2 separate regions of the Homo sapiens genome follow, and region 1 is linked to region 2. A link is a loop called in an ENCODE intact Hi-C map of the cell type or tissue named here. Cell type or tissue: natural killer cell. All regions are shown on one strand. Each heading gives the region's core, and the rest is flanking DNA. Links, peaks and the distances in the headings are about the cores only. Region 1 has its middle 21 kb from the start of KIF2A. Region 2 overlaps KIF2A (kinesin family member 2A).

Region 1 (2,927 bases), core at 179-2,678, 69 kb before region 2:
GGGAGTTTTTAACATTCTGGCTAGCAACAGACACCTATTTTTTCCCCAACACTCATCCTCCAATTTTTCTAGAAATTTCTCTTTTATCTTCCCCATCTTTACCATAGTATTCCTTTTCTTCACCCAAGAGAGATGAATGTCATGTGATCTATTCTGTCTCTGCTCTGGCTACAAAGACTAGGAAACGAATGCAAGCTGTGCAAATTAGAGTGCCTTGATATCTAGCCCCCAAAATTAACCCCAAAGATTCTCACCTCCTGTTATTCATACACTTATGTAGTCTCTTCCTACACTGAATGGGTCTGCCCTATGTAACTATCAGGATATTAAGGAAAAACAGAGTATGACTTCAATGTCTAAGTCATAGAAGATGCTATAGTTTCCACCTTGCTCCTTTGGGTCATTCACTCTAGGGAAAGCCAGATGCCATGTCACGAGAGTCCTCAAGCAACCATATGGAAGTGTCACATGGCATGGAACTGAGGTCTCTTGGAAACAACCTTCATTAACTTACCAGAATTGTGAGTGAGTATAGTTGGAAATGGATCCTCCAGCCTAGTTAATCCTTTAGATGACTGCAGCTCCAGCTGACATCTGAACTGCAACTTCATTTGAGACACCCCCTTCAAGACAGAACCATCCAGCTAAGCTGTTCCTAAATTCATTTTGCACAAAAACTGTGTAATATAACAAATGTTTATTGTTGTTTAAAGCTGCTAAGTTTGGGCATAATTTATTACACAAGAACAGGTAATTAATATCATAGCCCTTTGGAACTAATTTTTCCAAGAATGGGCAAATAACCTGTTAGGGCAATGAGTAATTTCCCCCAAATTTTTTGATGGGCTATCACAGAGAACATAAAGATAGTTTCTTTGATAGCTACACATATAAGATGTCAAACTTCGATGCTTCCTGTGACCATGTTTCCACCAGGTGGAGAAAGCCAGTCTAAAGTGAAAGAGAATGAAGTTGACACAGAGAGAAACAGAATGGCAGAGAGAAAGCCATTAGGGTGTTGGGGTCCTTCATTCTAACTATTCCTGAGACTCTGCTGGATCTTGCTTTTTCTTTGGGTATTTGACCCTTCTTCAGAGTCCTCCATCCAGATGCCATTGCCTCAAGGCCTTTGTATGTCCTGGTCATCTCTCCTTTTTTTCTCTTGGCCCAATCCTTCACTTTAGTTGGTGTGCAAATGTCATCTCACTGGCTGCACACAGTGGTTCACACCTGTAATCCCAGCACTTTCAGAGGCTGAGGCAGGAAGATCACTTAAGCCCTAGAAGTCTAGGCAGTAATGAGCTGTGACCATGCCACTGAACTCCAGCCTACGTGACAGAGACTCTGTCTCAAAAAAGAAAAAAAAAAAGTCATATCACCAATGAGATCTGACCACCCTGCCTAAAATAGATTATCCAGTGTGTGGTAGTTTTGTAATGTGTCAACCTGCGTAGGTGGAACATTTCCTAGAATTCATTTTCTGGTATGCTTCTAGTTAGAGTGGGTCACAAGGAAGATTCTTGAGAAATTTGGAGGGTGGTAGGGAAACGGTGGCCATTTTGTAGCTCACACCTACATTATTGCTGATCTGCTGACTCACTTCATTGGTGTGAAGCAGTAGCAGGGCTTGTGCCTGCAGTTGCTCTAACTTCCCCTGGATTTTCCCTCAGCTCCTCCCACCCCCGCCAGGTCGCTGGGCTGAGGAGCCCTCACTTTTACAGGATATCCTCATCACAAAGGCCAGAGGCAATAAGAATAAACATGGGTTTCCATCTGTCCTTGTCCACTTGTCCTTTCACATATATGAAATTCTAATAAGATTTTGAAAGATAAATAGGTTTTCATCAGATGGAAGAGAATTGGGTGAGAAAAATGCATCAAGCTAAGAAACAAGCAGATTAAAAGACAAAGAAGTGTGAAATGATTCATGAGGAAACATGTTTTTCCTAGAACACAAATTGCAGAGGTAGTGGTAAGATGAAAAATTAAAGAGGTAATATAAACCAAATGCTGAAATGTGTTATATACCCTAAAAAGGAGTTTCAACTTAATCTTATGAGTAAACATTTACAAAAATTTTTTGTGCATAATAATTCCTTTCTAGAAATAAAAGTTAAAAATGCATCTCCAGAGACTCTGATTCATTAAATCTGTGATATGGCCTAGAAAACTGTATTTTTAATATGTCATCCAAATGATTCTGGTCAAAGGCAATCTAAGATCACACTTTGATAAACATCATAGAACAATGGGGAGCCCCTGGAGAGTTTTAAGCAGGAGTGTCACCTGATAAGATCTGAATTTCCAAAAGATAACTTTAGATGCAGTTTAACAAAATGGATTTCAGGAAGGTAAATCTGGATATAGAGAGATATATTAGGAGATTTTTTTTTGGTGTAATAATCCAAATGAGAAGTAATGGCAGCCTTAATTAAGGCAGTAGAAATAGCAAGAAGATTATGGAGAGAAGTAATATTTAGGAAGGGTGAAGGGAGGAGGAGAATCCAAGATGAATCCCCAAATTTTTATTTGAGTAATTAGATAAATTATAAAATAGAAAATGTAGACAGAAACACAGATTCTGAGGTTGGAATGTATTTTTTAAGTGATGAGTTCAGTATGATGGATTTTAAGTTCAATATGCCTGTATGCTATTTCAGGCAAGATGCATAGTAGACACACATACGTTACATATGGATTGTTACTCAGGAACATTTTTTCTCTACATTTGATATTTTCATGCTGTGAGACCTCTGTTAGAGCAACACTTCAGTTCTCCTTTTTCCTCCTCATTCACTACTTTCCACAGAGGACAGAGGCAACTGGTAGGTGAATTTGGAGGAAATGATCGAGGCATGTGTGGCTTGACCCATTTTTTCTCCTTCCTTTGAGATCTGCCTACTTGTAGATTCAGTTGTGAGTATGGG
Region 2 (2,927 bases), core at 243-2,742:
TTTGGAGCAAAAATTTTTTTGTGAAATTATAGCAATGTTTCAGTTTGAGTTTAAAATTCTGGGCAGATGATAATTTGTCAGATGTTACAGAAGAATGTGTTGGGCTCCTTGATTCTTTGAATTAAAAAGTCTGTGTTTCTAAACCAAGAGATGACATGTATCAATATGTTTGAGTCATTTTTCTGGACTCTCATCTGTACATTGTCCTATTTTAGTTTTGGTAAAGCAGCTCATTAAGTAAAGCTCACGTAGTTGTTATAGGCATGCTTTGTCACTGTGTACCTTTTATGTGTGTGTGGTGAAGTTATACATAAAAAAAGTTTAATATTAGTACTCTAAAAAAGAAAACTATACTTCTACAGCTCATCTTTTCTTTTCAGCACGTAGAAAATCTAATTGTGTGAAAGAAGTAGAAAAACTGCAAGAAAAACGAGAGAAAAGGAGATTGCAACAGCAAGAACTTAGAGAAAAAAGAGCCCAGGTTCGTAACATAAACATATATTTTGTTTATGTACCAACCAGAGATTAGATTATATCAGTGAAGGTGATTGATGTGAACAAAATAATTAAGGCATTTTTTTTGAAGAATTTTAAGAATTCCTTAAATTGATATTGAGGAATAATATAAACTCTTGTGCAAATAAGTTACCGTAACACATTTTTACTGCATTGTTCTTTTCATGTTTTATTGGTATGTGTTAACGCTAAAATTTGTTCCATTAAGAAAAAGCCATTGTGTTACAGAATTCTAATGTGTATGGTGTAACATTTAAGAATTTTTATTTTAAAAAGACCTAAAAATACATTGGGAAAAATACCCAGTTAAAGTGCATGATTAAACTATAAATTTTATTATTGTTTTTCTATGGTTAGTAAGTTCACATGTCTTAGTGAAAGGGGGGAAATTCCTTGGATTTTCATTTATGCCACATATGAAGAGTGGATCTCTATTGTGTCCCCCTCAGGGTCCCTTCAGATGGTAGCAAGACTGTTTAATAGCAGTGGGAAAATTGCATAGAAAACTGGTCTTTTACTCTTCTACAGGTCTTTACATATTAGACATTTTGTTATTATACATAACTGCACCATTGTGCTTGTATGGCATCTATTACATTTTCAGAACTACTTTTCTCTAATAAAACATCAAGATTATTTATTTAATAGTATGTTCAAATGCCCTTAATCATGTTAAACTACCAGTTCAGATGTTGTGTTGTGGAATTGTGGACCTAGTATTATATCCAACCTGAATGAATCAGCTTTTATCTGAAAGTGACCTGAGAATGACCAGTTGGGTTTTGAAATGAATAATAAAACATATTATCTACTAATACTTAGCATAGATGCCACCTGGTGTTTCCTGTGGGTACTTCATAATACTTACACATCTCTCTGTGATCTCTTAATTCTCACTTCACAGTCTGCTTCTCAGTTGACATAGGTGGTATTATTTCCTAGAAGAAGGTTAATTGAAAGTAAGTTTCAGTAACAGTTTGTAATTTAGTTGCATTCAAAACAAATCTGAATATGATGTATAAAAAAATGTGACTTCTTAGAATGATTAATAATTTATTGTTCAAGGCTAGGAAAGACTGTTGACTATTGCTATTTGTATCTTAATCTGAATTTCTGTTTTGAAGCCAAATAAATTGTAGTTGGCATTCAAAAATTTGAATTTTAAAGTTTTTTTAAAATGATCTTGGCTTCTGATTCCTTTAAGTTCTATGTTCTGTTGATTTGGGGCAGTTTTGTCATTACTTAGTATTTTTTAGAAGGTCAGCAAAAATAGAAAATGAAGACAAATGAATCTGTATTTATACTTTGCTGAAACACTGGATTAAATTAGAAGATGAATCTGATTAAATGAATTTTCCTAGAATTTCAGCTTTTCTAGAGTTATTTGCCAGTGGTAACATGAGCATTATTTCTCTGTTGCTGCATTTTATAGGATAATTAAGGTATATGTATAACAGATGGATTTTTGAAATAGGTGAAGGGTAACTTCAATGAAGAGTCCTTAATTTGGAGTTAACAGAATGCATACCGACTAAGAGAATTGTGTTTGTAAAACACAATTTTACAAACACAAAGTGGTTCAGAGCTTATTATGAAACCACAACTGTGAAACTATATAATATCGTCAGTTTAAGTTTAGGCTTGGTTATGACAAATGGCACAATTTAATTTTAATTTTCAAACCAAATATAAATGTAACAAATACATTATTATATTTATAATGGTGAATTCTCTCTGTCTTCTAATAGGACGTTGATGCTACAAACCCAAATTATGAAATTATGTGTATGATCAGAGACTTTAGAGGAAGTTTGGATTATAGACCATTAACAACAGCAGATCCTGTAAGATTCTTTGTAAACCATTATTCTGGAACTTTTTATGCTTCAAATAAAAACGTGTTTGACACTTGCTAAATTCATATTGTGTTCAGCTATGTAGTTTTTCCTTTCCTTGTGGGTGCTCATTCCCCATATTTTAAGAAGAAAATCAAGAAATTATCCACATTAATGCTTATTTTCCATAATTTGGTATATGAGATATGCTCCCTATAGAGATGTCCTTCTCGAAGCAAAACCTCCCTGTCTTTGGGAGGGCAAAGCAACACTTAAAGGAGTGATAGCAGAAGACTCACTTTCCTTTCTGACTGTGAGTTATACTTTGATCTCAGTTCCAAGCTTATCTTTGTCTTGGGCTGTAGATCCCACCATCATTTCTAATTTACTATTGGTAATTTGTTAGTTTTAAATGTTATTCTGGCTTTTAACAATAAGTGATGGTTGTTGAGGGCTGCAGTGGACCAGAAATCTAGAACTGGAAAAAATCCTCTGCTGTTATTACTCAACTCCTTTGCTGTTGATGAATGAGAATTCATTGGACAGGGAGTGCCTTTTTTTTTTTTTTTTTGAGAT

Evidence for each region. A loop is a pair of places that touch in the nucleus more often than their neighbours do. Peaks named below come from ENCODE experiments on the same cell type or tissue, not always from the same donor. Only the 100,000 strongest peaks of a DNase experiment are listed, where the experiment ranks them.
Region 1: it touches region 2 in a loop (2.7-fold over the local background); 7 of 110 quality-filtered maps call a loop at or near these places.

The regions. Positions count from the first base shown.
Region 1 is chr5:62,284,154-62,287,080 of GRCh38, forward strand. No RefSeq gene overlaps it. Among named protein-coding and RNA genes, the nearest start is that of KIF2A, 21 kb to the right of the region's middle. RefSeq lists enhancers at 1,104-1,203, 1,314-1,593. In natural killer cell, for the core only: no CTCF peak of the experiment used is centred there; DNase peaks (open chromatin) are centred at 948 and 1,638.
Region 2 is chr5:62,352,895-62,355,821 of GRCh38, forward strand. It overlaps KIF2A (kinesin family member 2A), which reads left to right. Exons shown (of 21, transcript NM_001098511.3): 6 at 381-481; 7 at 2,265-2,360. Among named protein-coding and RNA genes, the nearest start is that of KIF2A, 48 kb to the left of the region's middle. In natural killer cell, for the core only: CTCF peaks have their summits at 1,337 and 1,545; a DNase peak (open chromatin) is centred at 1,357.